Regions from separate parts of the Homo sapiens genome. Here region 1 is linked to region 2. Evidence: chromatin contacts called from ENCODE Hi-C or POLR2A ChIA-PET data. All regions are on one chromosome and are shown on one strand. Each heading gives the region's core, a stretch centred on a gene start or an enhancer-like site at or near the end of the contact. The rest is flanking DNA. Distances are from core to core; before and after follow the strand shown. Region 1 overlaps ITGA9 (integrin subunit alpha 9). Region 2 overlaps ITGA9 (integrin subunit alpha 9).

Region 1 (6,553 bases), core at 951-3,450, 39 kb before region 2:
TGGAGCGGTGCTGAGTTGCCCCAGTCACCCCAGCCAATGCCAGTCTAGATAACCAACAGCTAGCTGACCCCTAGCTATATGAACAAGCCCTGCCCAAATCAGCAGAGCCAGCTAGCCAAGCCACTGCTAATCCCAGCTGCACAAACTATATGCTTTGTATTGTATGCCACTGAAGTTTTGAGTTTGTTCTGCAGCATTATTATTGTAACACATAACTGAAATAGACTCCAATGCTCACTTTTCTCACTATATACCTTATTTAAAACACATTCATTCACCAGTCATTTACTGAGTACTTACTACGGACAGGTGCACCTCATAGGTCGTAGGTGGGAAAGGGAAGCTATGTTAGACCCTGATTACTATGTACAATAGAGATGAGGAAACTGTGGGAGTTCTACCTCGTATCCTGCCTTTTCTGCAGCCTGCCCTCTTCTCTTCACCTCCACCATTAGACCACCGCAGACTTCTTACCTGGTCTCCCTGCCTCCACATTTATCGTTTCATATCTGTCACCTATCCTGCAGCTTGGCTGATCTGCTGAAATGCAATACTGATTGCACTCTCTTGCACACCCTTAACCCTTAGATACTGAGGTTGGCCCTTTCTCCCTGGCCTCCTGGATGAAACCTTGAGCAGGTCCCACTATCTCTTGGATCACTCTTAGATCATGAAAAGTCTTTCCATTGCTTTAATCTCCAGAATAATCCCATTCAGTATCAAAATGACCAGTCCTGCGTATTAGTGAAAAACTCCAAATTTCATTTAAAGTTAAACTTCCTCGCCTCTTCCAACTTGGCCCTACTTCAGGCTTTGAAGGTTGCTAGAGGGTGGGAAGTGGGAGATAAAAAAGCTGCAGTCACTTCCTCTCACCCCCTTTCCCAGCAGCTGCTTAGAACACCTTTTGAGGGGAGGAGAGGAGGGGAGGAGAAGCCACACCTAGTTGGAACTGGTGTCTTTGGGTGTTGGCTTTTCTCTGGCCATGGCAGCTGTTTAAAGCTGAGTCGCTCTAGAGACTTCTGTGGCTTTGTGGCATTGCACGCTGACCTCCCTTAGCTTGGTGGGTATTCCAGGTTGACTTTTTTTCAGGCACACTGAAGGTTCCCTGGAGCTTCCTGAGCATTGGGACACTCCCCTGCAACTCCCAAGAGGGAACAAGGTCTCCTCCGCTGGCCCCAGACCCCTTGTGTTTTGGGTATGGTCCCATCACCTCTCCCTAGGGTCACCTAAGGTACAACCCCTTTTAAATAGCTCCTAGCCAGCTTTCACCCTGAGATGCACTCATATGTCCTCCTCCGGGGGAGCAGGACATTCTCAGGGCTCCATTAACTCCCCTTTAAGCTGTACATCAACACACATCTTTGTGCTCTCCAAGACTCTGGAAGAAAGTCAGGCTAGCTCTCAGGAGCTAGACCTGTCTGGTCTCCTCCTTTCTCTGGGCTGGAGGAAGAACACCCTTTTCTCTCCTCCAAGGGGCTCAGGTCGGAAAACACCCCCCAGCCCATCAGCCTTCTCCAAAAACGCCTCTCTCCAATGTCAAACTTCCTGGGCCTCTCTGATGTCAATCCTTCTGTACCTTCGATGTTGATAAGGGACTAAGGGTCCAAAACTGAGTTGTAGCCTTTCTCTTTTCAAGTCCTAATAAGTGGTCAAGCATCTTGACTCAGGATTTAGAAAGACTCACCACCTCTTTTGCACTCAGGGAAAACCAACAAGAGAATGTCACATGTGAGTATCTGGTTATACTTTAATAGTAACATGTTTCTTTATGGCAGGTATCACAGCAGGAAGGGGACATTTGTTCACAGTTATTTGATTTTTAGTGGAACTTTCAGAAGGGTAAGGTCTATGTCTGCTTTTCCTCATCACTGTATTCCTAGCACCTTGCACAATGCTGGCTCCAGTGGGTGCTCAGTAAATGCTTGACTGACCTGATGAATCAATGAAGAAACCATTTCCAACCAGGAAGCAGCGGTTTGACCTTCCTGCCATGCTGAGACACACAAATGGGGCTTCTAATGGCCTCTCGGGCCTAGGCACAGAGGGAGACAAACACACAAGGTCGGCGGTCCAGGCTGAGGGCTGGATTGCCTTCTGCTGCCACACATGGGGCAAAGAGAATGTTCATAAAAACTGGGTGGCAGGAAACTGCCCCAAAGCTTTCTTTGTGCATACATGGCCATCCTGCCTACAAACCCAAACACCACGCCGGGAAAGGAATGGAATGGAGAAGCAGACTTAACAAGTTGTTGGAACATGGAGGAAAAGCCAAGTGAGGTCAAGGGGATCTGAGTCAAACTCCACTGTTACCAGCATTCCCAGTGCCACCTCTAATTACTAAAATAAAGGGATTACATAGCTGGATTTGTTTTGCAGTGTTTATGCTGTTCCGGCATTTTCTGAATTGTATGCTCTGGATAGGGAGAACAGGTTTCTCAACTCAGAGTCTGTTTGCTTTCAATTTTGGTTGTTTGCTCTGTGTAGCTTTCGGACTCCCATCTGGTCCCTGGCCACCGGAATCCCCTGCCATCTGCACTTCTTCCTTGTGTGGCCTTTTCTTCCTAGATTTTCTTCTTCCCCAGCCTGGTCCACAGGTTGCCAAGGGTACTGTCTGACCTGGTGGTGGAGCTGGCCATAGGAGAGCTGCTGACACTGCCCAGCTACCTGGAAAGCTGAGGTGGGAGGATCACTTGGGCCTGGGCTGCTGAGGCTGCAGTGAGCGGAGACTGTACCACTGCACTCCCGCCTGGGTGTCAGAGTGAGATCCTGTCTCAAAGTCAAAAAAAAACAAAAACAAAAACAAAAACAACAAAACAAGGAAGCGGATCTTCCAGGAGAAGTAACTGGGAAATTCTTGAGGGAGATGACTAGGGAGAACCAGAAATTATCACCACTCTGGTTTCTACTCACTCTTCAACAAGACTTAATTTTTAAAAATTTAGCTGGGTGCAATGGTACATGCCTGTAGTCCCAGCTACTTGGGAAGCTGAGGAAGGAGGACTGCTTGAGCCCAGGAGTTGGAGGCTGTAGTGGGCTCTGACTGTGCCTGTGAATAGTTACTGCGCTCTAGCCTGGGCAACATAGCGAGACCCCGTTCCCCAAAATATATATTTAACACCCACCATATGGCACTTATTAAGTGAAGTGTTGTAAGTACTCTATTAAGCGTTGTTAGCACTGTATCAATGTTTACTCATTTAGTCCTCATAATGACCTTAGGAAGGTACTGTTATCACCATTTACAGACGGGAAACTGAGGGCTGAGCAGTTCAGGGACCTGCCTAAGAGTTCAGATTCAAATCCTGGCCATGGGGCTCCCAAGTCTGTGCCCTTCACCTCTGTTATGCAGCCTCTCAGACACTTCAAGCTTTATTTGGAAGTTAAAAAAAAAAATACAAACTTCCTTAACAGTGACCCCTGCCTAAAAAACTCTATCTGCTCCTCACTGTCAAATATTAGTCCTTACTGTTGAGTCCTCTCCTTATGCTTTACCAGAAGGAAAGGAAGAGGCAGAGGAGCTTGCTGAGAGCAAGGGGAGATATCAGCTAGAAAGCAGGCCATACTCTCCCTCACTCTGCCCTGCTTCCCACAGACAGAGATGTGAGTCCCCTCCCCAGCTCCACTTGCTCCTGGTATAAACGTACATTAATGAAGACTGCCAGTCAGGCAGGAATGGGGCCAGACCCCTATCTCAACAACCCCCACGTGAAAAGCCTCCCCAGATCCCTGCTCCAATGACTGCTGCTGACCCAGAGCTCAGATGGCCCTGGAACTCCGATCCCAGGCTCCCTGGCAACCTTGTCACCCTTGGCCCCACGTGTGGCAGCAGCAGCGTGGGTGAGCCCAGTGGCAAAGTGGCCTGTGGCTGCAGCCCAAGGTGTCACCCTCAGCTGGCTCTCCCTTTCTGGGGAGGAGCAAGAGGCAGCCTGCTTGCCCCTGGTCAGACTCCTGAGTCATGCCAGTTTCGAGCCCTTCTGGGCATCATATCCTAAAGCAAAGAGGCCAAGGCCAAGGAGAGCAGAGGAAGTTGTGTCCACACGAGGACAGCAGGCATCCTTCTCACCTGAAGTGGATGGGCCAGGACACCAATCTGCTGCCTTCCCTTTCCCCGCAGCTTAGAGAGACAATACCCAACACAGAAGAGGACTCTATGCCTGGGGAGACATCGCCACTGGATGCCGTGGACTGAATTGTGTCCTCCAACACCACATTCACATTTTTAAGCCCTAACTCCCACTGTGATGGGCCTTTCAGGATATAATTCGGTTTAGAGGAGGTCATAGCCTTCATGATGGTATATAAGAAGAGACACTAGAGAGCTTTCTCCCTCTCTCTCCCTGCCATGTGAGGACATAGCACGAAGGTGGCCGTCTCTAAGCCAGGAAGAGAGCCCACACCACACACCAACTATGCTGGCACCTTGATTGTGGGCTTTCAGCCTCCAAAACTGTGAGCAAATTAATTTCTGTTGTGTAACCCACCCAATTTATGGGATAGTCAGCCCTCTGTATCTATGGGTTCCACATCCATGGATTCAACCAACCACAGATCAAAAATATTCAGGAAAAAAACAATAAAAATAACAATACAACAAAAAACCCAAAATACAGTATAACAACTATTTACATAGCATTGACATTGTTGTAGGTATTACAAGTAATCTAGAGATAATTTAAAGTATACAGGAGGATATATGTAGGTTATATACAAATACGATGCCACCTTATATCAGGGACTTGAGCATCTATGAATTTTGGTATCCATTGGGAATCCTGGAACCAATCTCCCATGCATACTGAGAAACAACTGTACCTTTTTTTATGGCAGCCTGTGCAAAGACATGGGGCTACTGATTATGCTTTTTTCCCCCTGGTTATTCTAACTACTAGCTTTGTATTTGAAAACAGATTGGTCCAATTTCATCAGGTGCTATGGTTTCAGGCTATGGAGTACAGCTACCAAACAGTTTTTCTCCACTATAGCTGCAAGGGGTTGGCAGAAGGGACTCAAGTTCATTCACTACTGTTTCTCCTCATTCCTGCATTCACAAAACATTCTTACAGCACCCACCCCTGCTGGGCACTTGACAGATGAGCCTTCCCTCTCAGCATCGTCCATCTTCCTGTTAACTCCATTGCCTTCAGAGGCACCATCCACCCTGTTCTCCAAACCAGAAACCCAAGGGGTCCTTGGACTCCTGGCTTCGTCCCCCTACATATTCTCAATCCACCCTGCTGACTTGACCTCGCCGTTTCCCAAGTACACCCCCTCCTCTCCATCTCCTACCACTGATATGTGGAGTCATTCCCAAGGTGGTGCCCAGCCTGGACCCACATTTCCCAGCCTCCTCTGAGGCCGGCTGTGGCCATGTGACTAGTTCCCACCAATGGAAAGTCGGTAGAAGGGATGTGGGTCATTTCTAGGCTGGAGTGTTTAAGGGGTGGGTGTGCCTTCTCCACTGCTTCTTTCTCCTCCTGCCCCCAGGAGGCAGAAATCCTGGAGGTCCTAAGGAATTGCAGCAGCAGCAATGGAAAGCAACTGCAGTCCCAGAATCACCACGTGGAGGAAGCTACCTTCAACGAGGAATAGCCTTATTTGACTGACACATGAGCAATGAACAAACATCTAGTAGGTCAAGTAATTGAAAACTGAGGGTTTGTTGCAGCAGTTAGCATTGTGTTAATACAGGTATACACAGGGTTACCTTTTTCTTAATGGAGGCTAATAAGCATGTTTAAGTAAAAAACTGGTGTAAAGGGAGATGTCTCAGTCCATAGAGGGATGAAAGAGACAGGCTGGAGGAATGAAAGGGTTCTCTACCATCTCAGAATATGGGGGCGTGGGGAGGGAAGGCAGAGGTTGCACCCCCTCCTCAGCCCACCCCTATCCACCCATGACTAAGTTCAGGGCTCCAAAACCCACTCTATATATTTGCCTTCTTTTAAAACCCCAGGCAGGCAAATGTCCAGGCCCTCATAACCTAGAAAAACATCCCATCCTTTGTCAAAGTAATTCCATGCAGACCCAGACAAGGCTTCTGAGGAGAAACCCAAGGCGCTCAGGCTGGGAATCAGGGGTAGAAACATGGCCCTCAAGGCCAGTGCTGCTGGGGATGGGTTAGAATGTAGAGACAGGTTCCACAGACAGCCAAGAAGGAAAGTGCCAGAGACATTTCCCTAATCCAGCCAAGGCTCAAGCAGTGAGGCTCAGGCTGTTGGCTAAGGTCCACAGACAGGCTGATAGGAAAGGCCTAGGCTTTGTGTGCAAGGAAAGTCTGGACCCCCGAGGTCTACAGCTGAGGAGGAGGAGACAGCCCCAAAGCAGATCTATGAATCCAACCCCCCAGAGAAATCTTCCTCCTGACTCCATTCTAAATGCTGCCAACTCCTTCTCTATCACTCCAGCTCCCCAGCTCCCCAACTCTGGCAGCCACAGAGGCGACTTGAATATACAGCCAGGGGGGCACTCAGTCCACTGCAGGAATGGCTAAGGGTGGGGTACACTAGGGTCCCCAGATGCCAATGGGATTTGTTCCATCCCAGTTACATAACCT
Region 2 (7,278 bases), core at 1,155-3,654:
GTGTGTGTGTGCTCACATAGTTTCATCCATCACTTTTCCAGATTCAGAAAAGTTTGATTTATTACAAGAGGGAAAAAAATCTCTCCTTTCAAGTTCAATACGTTAACTCTTTACTCATCCTTAGAAATGGACAGCAAGGAAGAAACAACGCTGGAACCTACTCCATCATTTATTTGAGAAATAAAGTGTTTTGGGGGTCCTATTCCCAGGGTGACAGTGTTGAATGCCATAAGCTCCCTGCTTTAAAATAACCTATGCTCTGGTACAGAAGATAAAACACAAATATCCAAGTAACACAAATACAGGTGGAAAGAAGGTGCTAAGACAGCTCAGATGTGAGGGAGCTCAGCACCAGAAGGCCCACAGCCCACCCTGGGGAGAACGGTGAGAGGAGGGTTAGCAGAGAGGAATCGCAGGTCAGGGTGGTGGAAAGTCAGCCCAGGGGAAAAAGCTCGGCAGCTGGCTCTGGAAATGGAGTACGTTTCACACAGGCAGAGCCAGGAGTCTGGAAGGCATGGGAATGCTTCACTTGCCAAGTCATGGTATTCAGAACGGATGCCCCAGCAGACTAGCTCCTGGGAGGCAGCGGTTATGGCTTACGAGTCTCCATCTGCCCCGGGCCCAGCACAGTGTCTGGCACACAATGAGCACTCAATAAATAGGGTGCCATCCAAATCGGAACACTTGAGAGTGAAATAGAGAACTATTAATGATTATGCTGGGACAACAGGCATAAACCAGGACTGTCCCAGGCACACCTGTACATAGGACACTACATCACTGATGTGTGTAGAAACAGAAGTGAATTGAAAATAGAGAAGCAAGGGGTGGGAGGGACAAGTGTGGGACTAGGCCAAGTAAGACAGTGCCCCGAATGCAGGCATGAAATAACCTGAGCTGTTGGAGGACAGGGCCCAGTCTTTTTAATCTTTGTTTCCCCTCCACCAGACACAGAGCTGTGTACCCAACAGGTACTCAACACATGCTGGTGGGCTGAAGGCATGGACCAGACTTCAAGCTCTTCAGAAGAGGTTTAAGTGACAGTCATTGTTTAAACTGCAGAGGCCACAGACAGGCAGGGAAGATCAAACAGAAGTGCAGAGAACCTCCAGTCCCCAGGACTCCTGCCTGCCCTGGACTCACAGACCCACATTGAGCTTTCCTCCCACCTCAGAGCACGGACACACGTGCACAGGAGCGGCTGAAAAGTGCAACCTCGTCCAAGACCAGGAGAAACCTAGCACCAATCCACCCAGAAATGGGCCATCCAGAATGGAGTTTTCTCTTTCTCAGACTAACTAGGTAATAATAATGAGAAAAGCCATCATCTTTTGCATTCAAAGTCATAGAACTAGTTGGTTGCTGGATGGGATTCAAACCCAAGACTTGGCTGCTTACCAGCTGTGAGATCTTAAATAAATTAAATGCTCTAAATCTCAGATCCCTCAATGGTAAAATGAGATTTTATTTTATTTTTATATATGTAGATATAATTCTGATACAATTTTCTGTATATAATCACATATTAACATATGTAATTGTATTCTTTATAAGGACTTCATGTACATGTAAAACATGTAGCATATAGTAAATGCTCAATAAAAGATAGCTATTATTGTTACTGTTACAACTTAATTTCTTCTTTTTATTTACATAGCCCTTAATACATTTTTTTTAAAAGAAGCAACTCTCTGTCACCCTCTTCACACAAATCTCCTGGGATGCATGTGAATAAACTATTCATCCACCATTGGACCCACCATTGTTCCAACTCCCATGAACTGGGGCTAGGGCTGTCTTGTGAAAAGACCCCCAGGCTACCTATGGATGGCTGCTTCGAAGGGGTGGGTTTCCTCAGCCTGGGCGCTTCCCTAGCTCTCTGTAGGTGACAGAATCCTTTCTGCCGCACACAGCGTACTCACTACAATCAACAAATTCCCCATCTGCAAAACAGAAGTCACCAAGGAGGCTGGTGGCCCACAGTAACCTGTCAGGGAAGAAATATAGGAGGCCACCATTTTCTCACAAAATGCAGGAAGGACCCATGCAATTTCTAAGCTGGCTTCTCGTATTCTGTTTGCCCCAAGAAAGCAGACCCAAGAAAAGGAGAAGGAAAACCACTTTAAAATTTTCTGCTTAATAAGAGCTTGTACCTCAAGAGCTTCCTGGTCTCTGAGAAGGGGAAATAGATTTCTGACATAGCTGTGTCCAAAAACACTGCAGTGAAGTTTAAAAAAACTGCTGAAAAGTCAAGCTCAGTCAGTTGACTGCTGACAACACTGTCCTTCAAGCAATAGGCAGAGAATGCAGAAGAAATTATAGCCCACACCACCCTCCTATAAGGGGCACCCCCTCCATTAACACACATCAGCGTGGGCTGGCGAGCTGCACTAGGTCACATAAAGTCAGTGCTGCTGACTCAAGCCTGGCCCCACGTTGTTGATGAGGAGCACTCGCTCTCACGGTCAGTGTGAGGAGAGAGGCATCTGGCCCCTCCGAGGCCCACTTGCTTCTGATACCTGCATCAACTGCCAGCTGGTGGCTTTGTCCGTTTTCCCCTGTAACTTTTGGTATCTATGTCTTCGAGCTCCTTGCTTTGTGGTCTATGGACCAGCAGCACCAGCGTCACCAGGGAGCTTGCTAGAAATTCACCTCAGATCTGCTGTATCAGGATCTGCATTGAACAAGGTCCCAGGTTCTTCGTGTGCACGCTAACGTGAGGAGTCCTTGTCAACCAGCCCGTGAAGATGACTGAGAGGCTCTGGCTTGCTCTGGTCCAGAGAGAAAGAACGTGCCAGCTCCGAGAGCTGCCTTACCATTTGCCCTCTTCTCTTCCCACATTTCTTATTTGCTCCATACTTTCTATTTTCTTCTCACCATCTGCTTCTAATCATTTTTTAATCCCCCAAAAAACTATGAAACGAGTCTTGACCCCTTCCAAATGCAGAGGCAGTTAGAAAGAGGAAAAGATTTGCAGGGTAGAGCAGAAGGAAAAAGGGGCCCAGTGTTTACCAGACCCCTACTAAGAAGTCAGTATTCTGCTCCCCATTTCAGCTGAGGACACTGAAGCTCAGCAGTAAAGGTGAAGCAACTTGCCTGAGACCATGTGGTTGATCAGAGCAAGACCTGGTCCACCCTGGCCTGGCCCAGCCCCTGCCATGCTAAGCAGGAAGAGTGCTTCAGTTCATGTGCTTCACACATGTTGAGTTGAAAGGGAATCTTTCCACCCAGCACTAGCAAGAGCATCAGGAAGGAGGGCTTTTCTACGCTAAAAGGCAATATTGTAATATGTCCCAAACCTAAAATGCCTTCCCTTTCCCACTGAGCAATACCACTTCCATCCTCTGCACTGCCACCTTTTATCTAGTTCTATGCCACTGAAAACAGAAAACATCACATCCAAGATGGTGACATCCTTTGAAGGACCCACTCAACTTGGTGAACCATCCAACCTTCTTCTGTTCTGTTTCCCCCATTGTATATGGGGCCTGTATGTGGATATAAACATTTGTGTGTGATTGTTCCAAAACACTAGAGGGAGAGATTATGTTCCATGGTACACTTGCAACTCAGGTTTTAATCAGCATGTCTAAGTACAACGTGAAACAGTCAATGTGACCTCAATCTATTATTTGTATTTCCATTTGGCTGTGTGGCTTGATCTGTGTGACTAGTGCCTTGGGAGGCTCCATGCTGTACTGTGGCAGGAGCTGTGAGTTGTCTGTCCAGTGTCTGTCCCTCTCCTTCTTAAAAATCAAACTTCAATATCTGCACTGTCCAACATGGTAGCCACTAGCCACATGTGTTATTTCAGTTTGAATTTATATTAATTAAAAGTATAGAAAAGTAAAAAGTCAATGCCTTATTGGCACTAGCCACATTTTAAGTGCTCACAGTCATATGTGGTCACTGGCCACCATATTGGACAGTGCTGATACGGAACATTTCCTTCATCACAGAAAGTTCTGCTGGAGAGCAAAACTCTATAGTGATAGGATTTATAAGATGTCTAGCTGGTACTTAGACATCTTCCAACCTCTTTTAAAATATGGATGGTCAATGCGTTATAAGCAGAAGTCACTGGAGGCTCTTTACAGGGGCCTCAGACCAGATTATAAAGAGCCCCTTTGCATGTCCCACTTCTTCCTGCATGAAAAACACATACAATGGCTGGAGCCCCAGAGCCATTTTAGGGGTAGGAGGAAAAGATGCTCTTAGTGTTGGAGTGTCCACAGCTCAGCCCTTGGTCCCCCTCTCTTCTCTATCTCCCCTCACACCCTGGGTGATCTCATCAAATCTCCTGGCATTAAATACCATCTGTCTGCTGGCGACTCCCAAATTGATACTTCTTACTCAGACTACTACTCAAACTGAAGACTCATACATACGCATACACACTTAAACATCTACCAGTGTGTCTAAAAACAAACTCCAGATCTTCCCCCTTTCAACCTGCTCACCTGCACCTTCCGTTGAAAACACCACCAGTGACAACTCCATCCTTTTAGGTACTCAGGCTGAAAAGCTTGGAGTGACCCTTGATATCTTATTCCCTCACAACTGACAATCAAACCCTCAGGAAATGCTGTAGGATCCCCCTTCAAAATGCACGCAGAATTTGACCACTTCTCACAATGTTACCACTATGGCCCCAGTGGAGCCACCCTCTTCCCTGGGTAACGCTCAGTCTCCTAACCCCGTTCCTGCTGCTCTACCGCCTCCTACAGGCCTTCCCAACATAGCCGCCAGCAGGGGCCTGTAAAAATGGAAGGCAGGCCAGGTCACCACCCTGCCCAGATCCCTCACACACTCCCATCCCCCTCTGAGTAAAGGCAAATCCTTCCCAAGGCCTAGGAAGCCCAAGATGACCCGCTCACAACCATCACTGCCACTCTGACCTCTTTGCCCACACTGGTCTCCCTGCTCCTCCTCAGACACACCAGACACTCAGACACTGGTCTGAGCCCTCCTCCAGGAACCCGCTGTGCTAACTCCCCAGCCTCCTTCCATGCTTTGCTCAAATCACACCTCGTCAGTGAGGTCACCCTGACCCCCATAACCCCATGCCTGCACTCCCAAACCCGCTTCACTGGGCTCTATTTTCTTTCTTTTTTTCCATAGCCTCATCGCCTTCTAATGCACCTTAATTTTCTTCTTATTATATCTATTGTCTGTCTCCCCCTACTGGGATATAAACTCCCAGGGGGACAAGGATCCTTGTCTCTTCACAGCAGAGCTGAGGGCCCCCCAGCCTACGGCATAATAGGTATGCAATGCACATTTCCTGAATAAGTGAAAGGTCAGAGAACATCCTCGAGTCACTGAACCAACATCAGCAACTTCTCTTCCTCTAGAAGAGAGAGAAATTATCTTGATGTGCTTAAGCCCCTGTCCTGGGGTCTCAATTCCTGCAAGCTGAGTGGAATTCCTGTCTGATACCTCTGTGAAGACCAAAGATATTATGTTTTATTCTCAGACAGCAGTAAGAACTGGGAACTCCCTGCAGACACCATGGTACTCAAAGCGCTACTAATGACCCAAATGATCACCTTCCCCAGAGTTGAAACTCCCCTGTGCTCCCAGGAGCAGAGGAGAGAGGTGGTGAGCAAGCTATCGTACTTTCATAATCACCTCTCTCAATGTCTAAAAGCTCCCTTTTGGGGATGGCAACTAACTTTGGAAAACCACTTTAAAGGAGGAGTTAAAAATACATACCTTCAGTGATGTTGGATGTATATGTTTTTAAATATATAGGACACAAGTATTCTGTGGTATTCCTGCAGAAAATATACATCCTGAATCTAATCATGATGAAACAGACAAACTGACCTGTACTCTTCAAAAATGTCAAGGACATGAAGGAGCAAGGCTGAGTGACTTTTCCAGACTAAAGAGATGTGACAGCCAAATGCAATAGTGCGGGATTTTCTTTTGCTACCAAGGACATGAAGATAACTGGTGATATTTGAGTGAGTTCTGCAGATAAGCTAACAGTAATGTATCACTTAATTTCCTTATTTCAATAATTGTGCTATGGTTACGTAAAAGAATGTCCTTGTTCTCAGGAAATATCCCTGATGTTAGGGATAAGGGGGCATCGCGTCTCCGACTTACTCTCAAACAGGTAAGAAGTACGAATAGATAGAAAATTACAAAGCAAATGACATTTAGGGAATCTGGGTGAAGAATTTACGGTATTTCTTTGTGCTATCCTAATGACTTTTTTGTAAGACTGCTATTATTTCAAAATAAAGATTTTTTTTTTTTTTTTTAGATGGAGTCTTGCTCGGTCTCCTAGGCTGGAGTGCAGTGGCACAATCTTGGCTCACTGCAACCTCCGCCTACCAGATTCAAACAATTCTCCTGTCTCAGCCTCCAGAGTAGCTGGGATTACAGGCACCCACCACCATGCCCAGCTAATTTTTGTAATTTTAGTAGAAACGGGGTTTCACCATGTTGGCCAGGCTGGTCTTGAACTCCCGACCTCAGATGGTCTGCCTGCCTCAGCATCCCAAAGTGCTGGGATTACAGGCGTGAGCCACCACACCTGGCCCAAAATAAAAATGTTTTATGCGAAAAACGTGTGTGTGTGTAACATACACAGAGAGCTGGAGTACATGCATGCACACACGCATACGCCCAAGAGAGAAAGAGAGCGCTATTTGTCAAAAGTTTGCTCAAGTCCAATACTTCCATAATTTTTTACGCCTACCCACTTAACTTCAGGCCAATCAAATATTTACTGAGAAAATGACTCTCTCATTAAAGAGTCTAAAAATATTCCCCTTCCAAAATGAGAAGAAAAGAGGCCATGATATTAATACTAATACGTTGACTAAAAATAATGATTTTCTCTAACAATATAGGCATGAATAAAATCTATACTTTTATAAAATAAGAAATAAATAATAATTTGCTGGTACAACCACAGAATATGTTAGTCCCCTTATCCCACGCAATGAGGCTTCAGGGGCCAGGCTTCCTTTCTTTACAAGGGGTCATCTAAAACAGACTTAAGCATACATGACAGAGGAATAAGTGTGACAGTCTGAGACATGACGGGCCCTCAGAAAACCTTAGCTGGCTCCGAATCTTTCCTCAAAACAGGAATTCTCTGCACCGACGCGTCACTGCCACCTTTACCCAGATCCAGCTGTAGCGATCTGCTTTTGCATCTGTGTCCTATCTTATTGTGACACACAGCACGAAGGGAAGCTGGCTCCCCCACTTCCCCTGCTTGTGATTCCCACCCAAACACGACTTTCATTATCAGTCTTG

What was found. A loop is a pair of places that touch in the nucleus more often than their neighbours do. ChIA-PET counts read pairs that join two places held with the same protein, here RNA polymerase II (POLR2A). Pooled maps may share reads with other maps.
Region 1: a map of sciatic nerve shows a loop between it and region 2 (25-fold over the local background). The contact joins two enhancer-like sites. A Hi-C loop is called at or near these places in 2 of 168 maps with a recorded cell type or tissue (endothelial cell of umbilical vein and sciatic nerve) and 2 of 50 pooled maps. POLR2A ChIA-PET finds 5 or more read pairs at or near these places in 1 of 52 experiments (activated CD4-positive, alpha-beta T cell).

The regions. Positions count from the first base shown.
Region 1 is chr3:37,591,343-37,597,895 of GRCh38, reverse strand. All of the region lies in intron 15 of ITGA9 (integrin subunit alpha 9), which reads right to left. Among named protein-coding and RNA genes, the nearest start is that of ITGA9, 140 kb to the right of the region's middle. Within about 2 kb of position 2,200, at least 5 of the 41 ENCODE cell types and tissues checked have a DNase peak (open chromatin) inside an H3K27ac peak, as active enhancers do.
Region 2 is chr3:37,552,008-37,559,285 of GRCh38, reverse strand. The region is part of intron 15 of ITGA9 (integrin subunit alpha 9); the gene reads right to left. Among named protein-coding and RNA genes, the nearest start is that of ITGA9, 100 kb to the right of the region's middle. Within about 2 kb of position 2,404, at least 4 of the 41 ENCODE cell types and tissues checked have a DNase peak (open chromatin) inside an H3K27ac peak, as active enhancers do.